2 separate regions of the Homo sapiens genome follow, and region 2 is linked to region 1. Evidence: read pairs that join two places in POLR2A ChIA-PET (ENCODE). Cell type or tissue: PC-9. All regions are shown on one strand. Links, peaks and the distances in the headings refer to the core of each region. The heading gives the core; the rest is flanking DNA.

The links. Peaks named below come from ENCODE experiments on the same cell type or tissue, not always from the same donor. Only the 100,000 strongest peaks of a DNase experiment are listed, where the experiment ranks them.
Region 2: POLR2A ChIA-PET joins it to region 1 with 8 read pairs; 1 of 35 experiments calls an interaction of 5 or more read pairs at or near these places.

What each region holds. Positions count from the first base shown.
Region 1 is chr14:54,036,694-54,042,082 of GRCh38, reverse strand. No RefSeq gene overlaps it. Among named protein-coding and RNA genes, the nearest start is that of BMP4, 83 kb to the right of the region's middle. In PC-9, for the core only: no CTCF peak of the experiment used is centred there; a DNase peak (open chromatin) is centred at 1,042.
Region 2 is chr14:54,433,451-54,438,839 of GRCh38, reverse strand. CNIH1 (cornichon family member 1) reads left to right here. Exons shown (of 5, transcript NM_005776.3): 2 at 2,403-2,471. Among named protein-coding and RNA genes, the nearest start is that of CNIH1, 5.2 kb to the left of the region's middle. In PC-9, for the core only: no CTCF peak of the experiment used is centred there; a DNase peak (open chromatin) is centred at 3,049; H3K27ac peaks cover 927 bases.

The DNA of each region.
Region 1 (5,389 bases), core at 280-5,279:
TTGCCTACATTTGTTTGAGTTAGGTTAATGCAACATGCAATCAAGAATCTTCACTAATTTCTGTTCTTTCTCCTTGGGTGGGAAAATCTGTTCCTGAAATTTTTTTTCTAATTCTTTGTTCTATTTGTGAGCCTTCATGTTTCTGGGTTTGGTTGCTATAATTGCAAATGGGACACTCAAAAGCCAGAAGAGATAGGGATGATTGCTGTGTTGTTGTTATTGTCATTGGTAATGTAAAAGCAAGAAATGCTGATTGTAAATACATTGTATTAGAATTAGAATCTTAACAGGCAGTGAGAAGAACTATTGACCAGATTATTCATAGAAACATAGAACCTTAAAGGAAGAAGAAACCTAAGCAATTTAATATTTTTATTTTAATAAGAGGAATCTGAGACCTAGAAGGTTAATCCGTTTGTCCAAGGTCACAGAAACAAGCCTGTAATCCAGGTCTCCCTGGCTTTATTTGGTGCTCTTTCACTGCATCGTGCCCCCTTTATTCATACTGGGTCTAAAGCAGTCAGACTGGGTCATAACACAACTAGATACGATGTTCAGAATTTGCTAATGTCACAGAGAGGTGGAAAATCAATAAGTGAACAATTAAAAATCAGCATTTAAAACAACTGCACTGTAATAAAGTAGCACAAGAAATTAAGTAGATCATGTTAGACATAACCTCATACTTAAATAAGTAAAAGTTTTTCTATCTGTGGTTCTAAGTCCAGATTTCTCCAGCCTTCCAAATTTGTTGCCCTTACGCTTCAATATTGAGAAAAAAATATGAATGTTTTCTTCCAACTCCTGCTGTACTAAATACATACTGATAGAATAGTGATTTCTTAAGTTGAAGCACTTGTAAAATTATTATACAAATAAGCTGTTTGTGGGACATTTGCAAGTAAATATAGATTATTGGTGGTTCACAAAAAGTCCATATTTATATCTTGAGATTTTTTTTTCTTAACTCCTTGCATTCCTGAAGAGATATATGACCTGTAAAGCAATGAATCATTCCATTCCAAATACATAGAATCATGGAATTTGGGGTGAGAGGGTTATTTAGAAACTGCTTAAGTCCAACATTTATTGATGAGGAATCCAAGACCCAGGAAGATTAATTGACTGTATGTAACCTTGGACAAGGAACTCTTATGAATCCTTCCATAATGTCACCTGAAATTAATTTTTTTTCTTGTAAGTATCTAAGTAAAATTAAACTGTTTGAGTACTTAAGCTAAAATATATTTTCTTGTCTTTCTACTTCCCTTCTAACTACCTTCTGAAGAGCAACAATAATTATTCCAAAAAATTTTTTTTCTTATTTACAGTCTGATGTTAGAGGAATATCATAATGCATAGTCTCATAAAATAACTTTGTTTCATATACACCTAACTTTAAAAGGTTGTGTATGTGTAGCAAAGAATTTGGTCTAATAGTCTCCCCATATTGACATATACAGAATTCCAGAACAGTCTGAACACATCCTCATCATTGTGTTTCAGGTTGGTGGTGATCTGATTGATTAAATTAAGCATGCCAAACACATGAAAGGCTTGGGTGAGGGTCACCTCACGATGCAGCAAGCATCCTGAAGCACCAAACTTCAGAAGCAAAGACTAAAAGAAGACCTCCCCTTATTCCACCTTGCAGGGGAAGTCAGCTCTTTAATGGAAGGAAAACAATTAGAAAATACAGCATCTTAATCCAAGAAGAGTCAAATGGAGGAAACAGATGTCCATTATTTAATTCTGTATTTTCCACTCTTTCAGGTAGAAAAGAAAGATTTGTGGGGAATCGTAAGCCTTATGGGTCCTAAGTTATTTATCTCCCAAGCCCCTGCTTGAGAGCAGATCTTCATCTACAGAGAGGAGAGTCCCTGACCCAAGTCTCAAGAGAGTTTCACCCAGTAGCTTCTAAGTGCTGCAAACCTGAGTCTAGAGTTTTGGGGTTTTTAAAGAAAAGTTAAGCTGCTTTTTTATTCTTAAGGAAACTTACATAACCACTCAGCTTGTAAAACCAAAAAGGCTTTTTCTTTGGACAGTGTCAATTCATTGTTATGTTTACTCTATGTTGTAGATTTTGCTAGATATGAGGCCTACATAAATTAAATTTCACATCTTGGAATTTATTTTAATAGATAGCATAAAAGTGCAGTAATGAGTATAGAAAGGTATTCACTGTAGCATTTATTACAATAGCAAAATGTTGGCATCACCACCTGAAGAACTATCAATATGGGATTTGCTGAATAAATTTTTATATCCACACAGGAAAGAATTATGCATCCTTTTTTTAAAGTATCCTATGGATATTTGTTGTTTTTGTAATTTTCAACTTGATAAGATGGCATAGGTAAAAACCTTCAAAATATGTGCTTTCAGAAAGCAGTTTTGCTGGGGAAGTAGTTAATCATAAAATGCTTTTTTTCTTTCTTGTTTAAACTCCTTTTGGATAAAGAGGTTCTATGCTGCAACAAGGCCAGCTGGGATTCCCAAATAAGAGACTGTTTCTTTAATGTTTGTAAGACTGACCAACGTAAGTCACTAAATCAGGGAGGGCTCCAGCTGGACATAATTATTCTGTGTGAATGGGGACCTGGTAGACGGAATCAAGTTTAGCATCTGCCAGGGCATCTTGCTGCAGACTGTATATTGTGGGATATTTGATTCAGGACATTGAAAATAAGAGGCATTCATTTGGAAACAAAAATGAACCTATATGTAGGTTTACTAAGAGCTGTCTTTGCCCATATGTTGATTATTACAACATGCATAATGCAGATGAAGTCTTCTTAAGTTAGTAGTGGTTTATAATTAATAAGCTAGTCAAATCTTGGATATCGGGAGAAGTGTCACTTCAGATTCTGGGCTCTGTTTATTTTCTCTCTATACCTAACATTTGCTGTCTGTCCTTAGACTTTATCCTTCCTGAATTCCCATCTTTTTGCTGTAGAATCTCTCACATCCTTTCTGTACTTTCTTAAAGACCCAATTATTACAGAACATGGTTTTTGTACTCTCAACTATAGGAAAGTTATATGCAGCTGCTGCCACCAGGATTTCACTATTCTTTTTTGACCGCTATAACTTGTGCATTACTTTACCTTGTGTGGGCATGGCAACTCTTCACTCATTTGTTTATTCATCAAATATTTATGGAGCACATACTTTGTGCCAGGTCCTATTGTACAAAGAATAAGATTTGGTTTGTGCCCTTGGGACTTTATATTCCAGCAAGAGAAGCAGAACTTTATACTACTAATTCTAATGGAATGTAGTAAGTACAAGGATAAAGATATGCATTAAAAAATATGTGCATGGGGTGTACCTGGAACACAGAGGAGGGACCCTTAACCAGATTAGGGAAAGAGAGGCCTGAATAGCATCCTAAAGGATGAAGATAGGTAAGCTGGGAGAGAGGAGGTTCAAACAAGCATTGAACCCCAGTAAATGATATGTATTCTGACATACTTGATGGGAAGAAGTATACTGATATCTGCAACTGTGAAATGCGTTAAGAAATAAGATGCATTAAAACTAAAAGTAGGTGATACCATTCAGGACATAGGCACAGGCAAAGATTTCATGATGAAGATGCCAAAAGCAATTGCAACAAAAGCAAAAATTGACAAATGAGATCTAATTAAACTAAAGAGCTTCTGCACAGCAAAAGAAACTATCAACAAAGTAAACAGACAACCTAAAGAATGGGAGAAAAATTTTGCAAACTGTGCATCTGACAAAGGTCTGTTATCCAGCATCTATAAGGAACTTAAACTATTTACAAGAAAAAAACAACCCCATTAAAAAGTGGGCAAAGAACATGAACAGACACTTCTCAAAAGAAGACATACATGCAGCCCACAATCATGCAAAAAAAAGCTCAACATCAGTGATCATTAGAGAAATGCAAATCAAAACCACAATGAGATACCATCTCACACCAGTCAGAATGGCTATTAGCCAGGCATGGTGGTGGGCGCTTGTAATCTCAGCTACTTGAAAGGCTGAGACAAGAGAATCACTTGAATCTGGGAGGCGGAGGTTGCAGTGAGCCAAGACTGGGCCATTGCACTCCAGCCTGGGCAACAAGAGTGAAACTCTGTCTCAAAAAAAAAAAAAAAAAAAAAAGGTCAAAAAATAATAGATGCTGATGAGGTTATGGAGAAAAAGCAATGCTTTTACACTGTTGGTGGGAGTGTGAATTAGTTCAACCATTGTGGAAGACAGTGTGGCAAATCCTCAAAGATCTAAAAACAGAACTACCATTTGACCCAGCAATCCCTTTACTGGGTATATACCCAAAGGAATATAAATCGTCTATGATAAAGACACATGCATAGATGTGTTCATTGCAGCACTACTCACAATAGCAAAGACATGCAATCGACCCAAATGCCCATCAACGATAGACTGGATAAAGAAAATTTAGTACATATACACTGTGAAATCCTATGCAGCCATAGAAAAGAACGAGATCATGTCCTTTGCAGGGACATCATGGACGGAGCTGGAGGCCATTATTCTTAGCAAACTAATGCTGGAACAGAAAACCAAATACTGCTTGTCCTTACTTGTTAGTGGGAGCTAAGTGATGAGAACACATGGATACATAGAGGGGAACAACACACACTGGAGCCTATTGGAGGGTGGTGGGTGGAGAGAGGGAGAGAAGCAGGAAAAATAACTAATGGATACTAGGCTTAATACCTAGGTGATGAAATAATCTGTACAACCAACCCCCATGAAACATGTTTACCTGTGTAACAAACCTGCACATCCTGCACCTGTACCTCTGCATTTAAAATATAAGTTAAAAAAAAGAAATAAGATAGGTTGATGGATAGAAAACAATTTTTAATGAAAACATGTGATAAAGTATTTACAATAAATCCTAATTGTAGAATATAGATGGTGAGTATATTATTTGTAAAAATTTTAAAATTATTTAAAAATTTCGTGATAAAATGTCTGAAACATTTCTTTGGATAAGATGAACACCATATTAGACACTGCAGTAGAAAGGGCATGTACTTGCACAGAGGGAATAGGAACTGAAACAATGGGAAGAAAAAAGGGCTGAAAAACAAAAATCAGAGTATCAGAAATGTGGAAAATATCACAAAGTCTAATACAGATATACTTGGTGTTTTAGAAAAATAGAAGAAAATGGTCAGAAGAATAAAGAAATAATTACTGAAATTTTTTCAAGATTAATAAACCCAAAGATGAGAAATACAAAGTAAACTATACCTATTCACATCATAGTCAAATTGTTGAAAACCAAAATAAAAAGAAAATCTTAAGAACAGTTGGGGGGGTAGATATATTGTAGAAGATATAAATGGGAATATTTTTAAAAATACTTTGTTAATACAAAAGAAGG
Region 2 (5,389 bases), core at 229-5,228, 400 kb before region 1:
TTCATGAGGGATCTGCTCCCATGACCCAAACACCTCCCGTTAGATCCCGCCTCCAACATTGGGGATCAGATTTCAACCTGAGATTTGGAGGAGTTAAACCAAACTCTAGCAGGTAGTTGAAGTATCTTTCAGAAGACTCATTTTACAATTTTTAAATTACATTCCAAAAATCTTATTTACATTAATCACTGTATTAGAGAATGTTTTTTATGCTGATGATTATATCTGTCAATTTAGTCCTAATTCATGTCATTGATGCTCTGTGGAGAATAGAGTCGGGAGCATAGATTGTTTGAAAAATTAAAAGCTTAAAAGTCATTCCTTAAAGATGTGTATTAAATTGGAAGGTATTCTGAATTGTGTACTTGGGCATCTTTAGGGATTTATCTGTTTTATTTTTGTTATACTTCTGTAGGAAATTTTGTGGGTGTCTTTGCTCAGCCACATAGCTGCAAAAAGATTTGAAAATCATTAAGAATATTCTCAGAAGAGGTTCGAAAACCCTAGCCTATAGCACTCAAAGAGAAACCCATTCAACAACATAGTTAAAAAATCCCTGTGACCAGGCACAGTGGCTCATTCCTGTAATCCCAGCACTTTGGGAGGCCAAGGCAGGTGGATCACCTGAGCTCAGGAGTTTGAGACCAGCCTGGGCAACATGGTAAAATCCCATCTCTACAAAAACTACAAAAATTAGCCAGGCATGGTGGCATGCACCTGTAGTCCCAGCTACTCCGGAGGCTGAGGCAGGAGAATCATTTGAGCCGAGGAGGTGGAGGTTGCAGTGAGCCGAGATTGTGCCACTGCACTCCAGCCTGGGTGACAGAGTAAGACCCTGTCTCAAGAAAAAAAAAAAAAAAACCCTTGAAGTCACCTGGAGAAAATGTCCAATTAAATGTCAGTTTTAAAGACAAGTTTTGTATTCTGTTAAGTTGGATCTTGTTATAGACAAGTACTTATGATTATCATCCTTGTCTTGAGCTTTATTACTAAAATGCATTGGGGTTATATACCACGGCTGACGTCAAGTAGCAGACTAATAACGTCCATAAGTAATCAGAAATTAGTATTTTCTAATTACACATGTATGTTTTTAACATTTGTGTTAGGTGTCATTAGCCAAGGGAAATCCCCCTGGTGAGTTCTGCATTTTTTTTTTTTAATCCCTAGTGCTATTTTTTTCACCCCCTCCTTCCAGTTAATATTTATTGAACACTTAACTATGTGCCAGGCACTATTTTATATTTTAGGCCCTGGGACATAATAGTAAATACAACAATCTTTGTTCTTTCAGAGATTACATTCTAATGTTTTATTATTTTCCTTCTATTGTTGTTTGGTTGGAGTTTTTATTAGGGCAGGTGGGTGAATTTTATGGAACTCTAGAAATTAAAAAAACCGTCTTTTTATGAATCTAAATTTTAACAGGGAAATAAACAGTCATGTTAAAAGATGGAAATATGTAACTTTACTGATTACTGATAATATTGAGCAACACTTTCACATATAAAGATACTATTCCTAACTCATTAAGGGAAGGGTAGCTTAGTTTGTGTGTCCCTGGGGTGAGTAGTGTTAGCAACTAAAATGGCTCCCCCATCAACTTGCTGCCTTTGTTTTCTTTCTTTGTCACCTGAAATGATGCCACAAAGTGGTGCAGAGTCCCTATTTTGACTCTTAATGTACATTCTAGTGACCCTTGAGGTTGAAGCCACATTCCTCCAGAGTGTGGACAAAAGCATCCTTACAAATGTATGTGTTTGGGCACCAATGGGAACACATTGAAGAGTTCGAATCCATCTCTAGTGTCCCACTGAGCACTGTGCCAAGGGAGGAGGAGCATGCACAGATAAATAAAAATGGTCCTTCTCCCTGAGAGTGTAGAGGGGCAGACAGACCTGTGTGTAAATACCACACTCCAGGGTGAGAAAAGCCATATCGATGGCATTATAGAGTCCCATGCTGTGTGGAGATGTGGGCAATTACTTCTGCCCAAAGGAGTTAGGAAAGCCTGCAGAAAGAAGTTGACCTAGGAAGGTTTGTTTTTTTTTTAGGATAAAGAGGAATTTGGATAAACAGTTGAAATTATTTTTCTACTCAGAAGATTATTTCGAGTAGAGATAAGTTGAAATAACTTGAGCAGAGGCATTGACGAAATTGAAAATTGAAGGTATTTATTACAGTAATACCAAATTTTAGTGATACTGAGATAAGAGTGTTTTCACTTTAAATCGCATTCTGGTTCTTTTTGTCATATATGAGTTTACTGTAAATTGGTATTTGGGATCTTGGTGTACTTTTGTTCTTGTTTTATTAACTTTAATAATTATTTGAAGATGGGGCAGGTTTGTTGCTGCTTTTAATTAAAGTGAGTGGTCCTAACTGTTTTAATTTTATTTTAGATTATAGCATTTGATGAGCTGAAGACTGATTACAAGAATCCTATAGACCAGTGTAATACCCTGAATCCCGTAAGTTATAATATAGGATTTATCTTTAGATTTTAAAAATATGTTTGTTTTTAACTTGAAGTAATTTGAAAATGGCCAGTATTCTGAGTAGCATAATATATTTGTACTTTTTGAAGTAGGCAGAATTTAAAAAATCTTCTTTTTCCTGTCGTGCTTGACTATTCTATTATTAATCTGCTGGTGATCTTGTCAGCTGTCATACTAACATTCTTCCAATCTGCTTTTTACATTGTCGGCCAAAGACAGTTGAAAAGGTCAAAAAGATTAAAAGAGTCAAAATTGCATTAAAGGTGTGTACTGCTTTTTAGTTAAATGTTTTAATGCTATATTCATTTCATGGGGAGGGTTAGGGCATTTGTATTTGTAACGTTTTGTTCAGTGTGCTCGTTCATATGCCTGTTGAGGTTTATGATTTCATGAAATTTCATATTTTATGCAAATATATGCTTGCTGGCCCAGTCAAGTAGGGAAAGCTGTTAAATGCGTATGCGTTTTTTTATGTTATAGCCATAGGCACTTCTATGTGAAATTATTTGGTGTAGTACTTGAAAGTTGGTTAACATAAAATGACTAATAGATGGTGAGATGATTCTCGGGTTGTGACTTATTGTGAGGTAGTATGTGAGTGAAATCTTTAGTATGGACTTATCTGCCATATCTAGTTTTATCTTTGGTTTGCATATTCTGGAATAAATGAGTCATTCTTTCAGCTGATGTTTATTCAGAGCCTGTTAGGTGGATAGCTCTGTTCTGGGGGCTCTGGGATCTCGCAGCAATGCCATTCTTTGGACTTAGGGTGCCATAATTTTGTAGATAACAATTTGTATACAAATGTCTATGTGGTTATTTCTAGTGTGTATCTACTTTCTGTTTCTAAAACAGGCCTGAATTACACTGAGTTCTGAGCCATCATGAATTTAGTGATAATGTAGCTCCATTGTGCTTAGGGTTTTTGAAAAAATATATATGTATGTATTTTTAAATTTTCTTTTGAGATGGGGGTGTCTCTATATTGCCCAGGCTCTTATCAAACTCCTGGGTCAAGTGATCGTCCTGCCTCAATCTCCTGGGTAGCTGGGATTACAGGCACACACCAGGGTACCCAGTTTGTTTTTTTGTATTTTTGCCTGCATTTAGGAAGATACTCTTTTAGCCTGTGTATTTGATTTTGCCTGACTGGTCAGTAATTGAAAGGTTGGTTGTTTATAAGAAAGCAGTGGGTATGTCTTCAAGAAATAAAATACAGTAATTCAGCTTTAAAAATTACTTAACGAAGGGGAGAGTTTGTGTAGATTTTAATTGTCTAGCATACTAGTGTACTAGCACTAGGTGCTAGAGGGATTTTATTTGGAAAAGCATCTAGAAAGTTAGTTTGGTACTTTATTATTGTTTCCCAGATAAATGTGGATGGTGGAAGAGATTTCTAGTTTGTCTTTAGAGAACTGTTACAGTAAGAGTTGATGTAGGTACAATTAAAAGTATTAACTTATTAGCTGTTTCTTTGCTCTTATGAAACAAGACATAAGAAGATGAATTTGCCTTCTCTTGGAAAGCATTAAGTGTTAATTTTAAAACATCTTAACCTAAGTAGTTGAAGTTGTTACCAGGAAATGAAGAAACTGAAATTTCCCCTTTTGATAGCTGTTTATTAATAGTATTCTGTGCTGTTTGTCTTTTCATTACTTCAATAACCAAATGATGATGAAGGTAAAAATATTTGAAATCAGATGAGGATTTTCCTGGGTGCTAGGCTCTGTGGTAAGCACTTTGCCTGAATTTTTAAATTTAATTCTCATGACAATCCTGAGGTAGGTAAATTGTTATCTCATGAATAGGAGAGTAAACTGAAGCTTTGCCAGGTTAAAGCACTTTGCCGAATGTTATACAGCTAAGATAGAGTCAGAACTTGAACTCAAGACAGCCTAATTTTTGAAGCTCAAGTTCTTGTATTTTCCTAATGTATTGTAAATTTAGGAGGGACAGGTTTCATTTTAACAGGTAATGTGCGATTCCTGGCTTTTCTTAACGGAAAGAAATTCTCACTGAGAAGAGACATGTGCTTGGGACATCCTAATGCTGCAGGAGGTTGAAGGACGTTTTTATAGCAGCACAGGTTGCCTTTTGGATAGGGTGCCAATAATTGGCTGAATAGCAGTGCATCTGACAGTTTTCCCTATTTAAATTTGTTTTGACAGTTCTGCCAAAGTATGGGGGAAGACAAATATCACTATTTTTTAAATTGTGAACTTTAACAAGAGAATATTATATTTTGCATGTTTAAATGTTATCATTTCAGCCATATTTGCTTGAGGTTTTTTTTCTGGATACTAGTTTCTGTTTGAACCTTGGTTCCTAAATTGAATAATTTTTGTGTCTCTTATGGGGAAATTTTGTCATTAAAGAATGCTCGGAGAGGGTTGGTTTTTAAGAGAGATGGGTAGTAAATGTTTCTGGACTCCTTTTGAGGAGAAGGGAGGGAATGGCATTGTTTCATATTAGAACTGGTAGAGTTGTAGATTATCTTTATTAACACTTTTATTAAAGTAATATTAAGAGCGGGAGGGGTTCATGCTTTCAAAATCATTCTTTCCATACTTCATTCTGTAAGTGTAGGATAAAACCTTGCATGAGGATTTGTTTGTTAGGTATCAGATGGCTTTTTAGGGCTGAAATAGGCTTATATTTTAAAGACAACGTCTGTAATTTAAACAAGTATTATAAAAGCAACTCTAGTGGAATTCTTAATAAAATGTATATTTTTCTTGGTTTGTTCTGGTTATAGTCCTTGAGTTTCAGAGTCCTATGGCCCTTTTCTTGTTTAGAGAACTTTGATCTTAAATAGATGCTGGCTTAAATGTTATTTAGAAGTTTAGGTACATATGCCGAGTTTATCCTTTGTTATTGTATTGCTTAAGTTT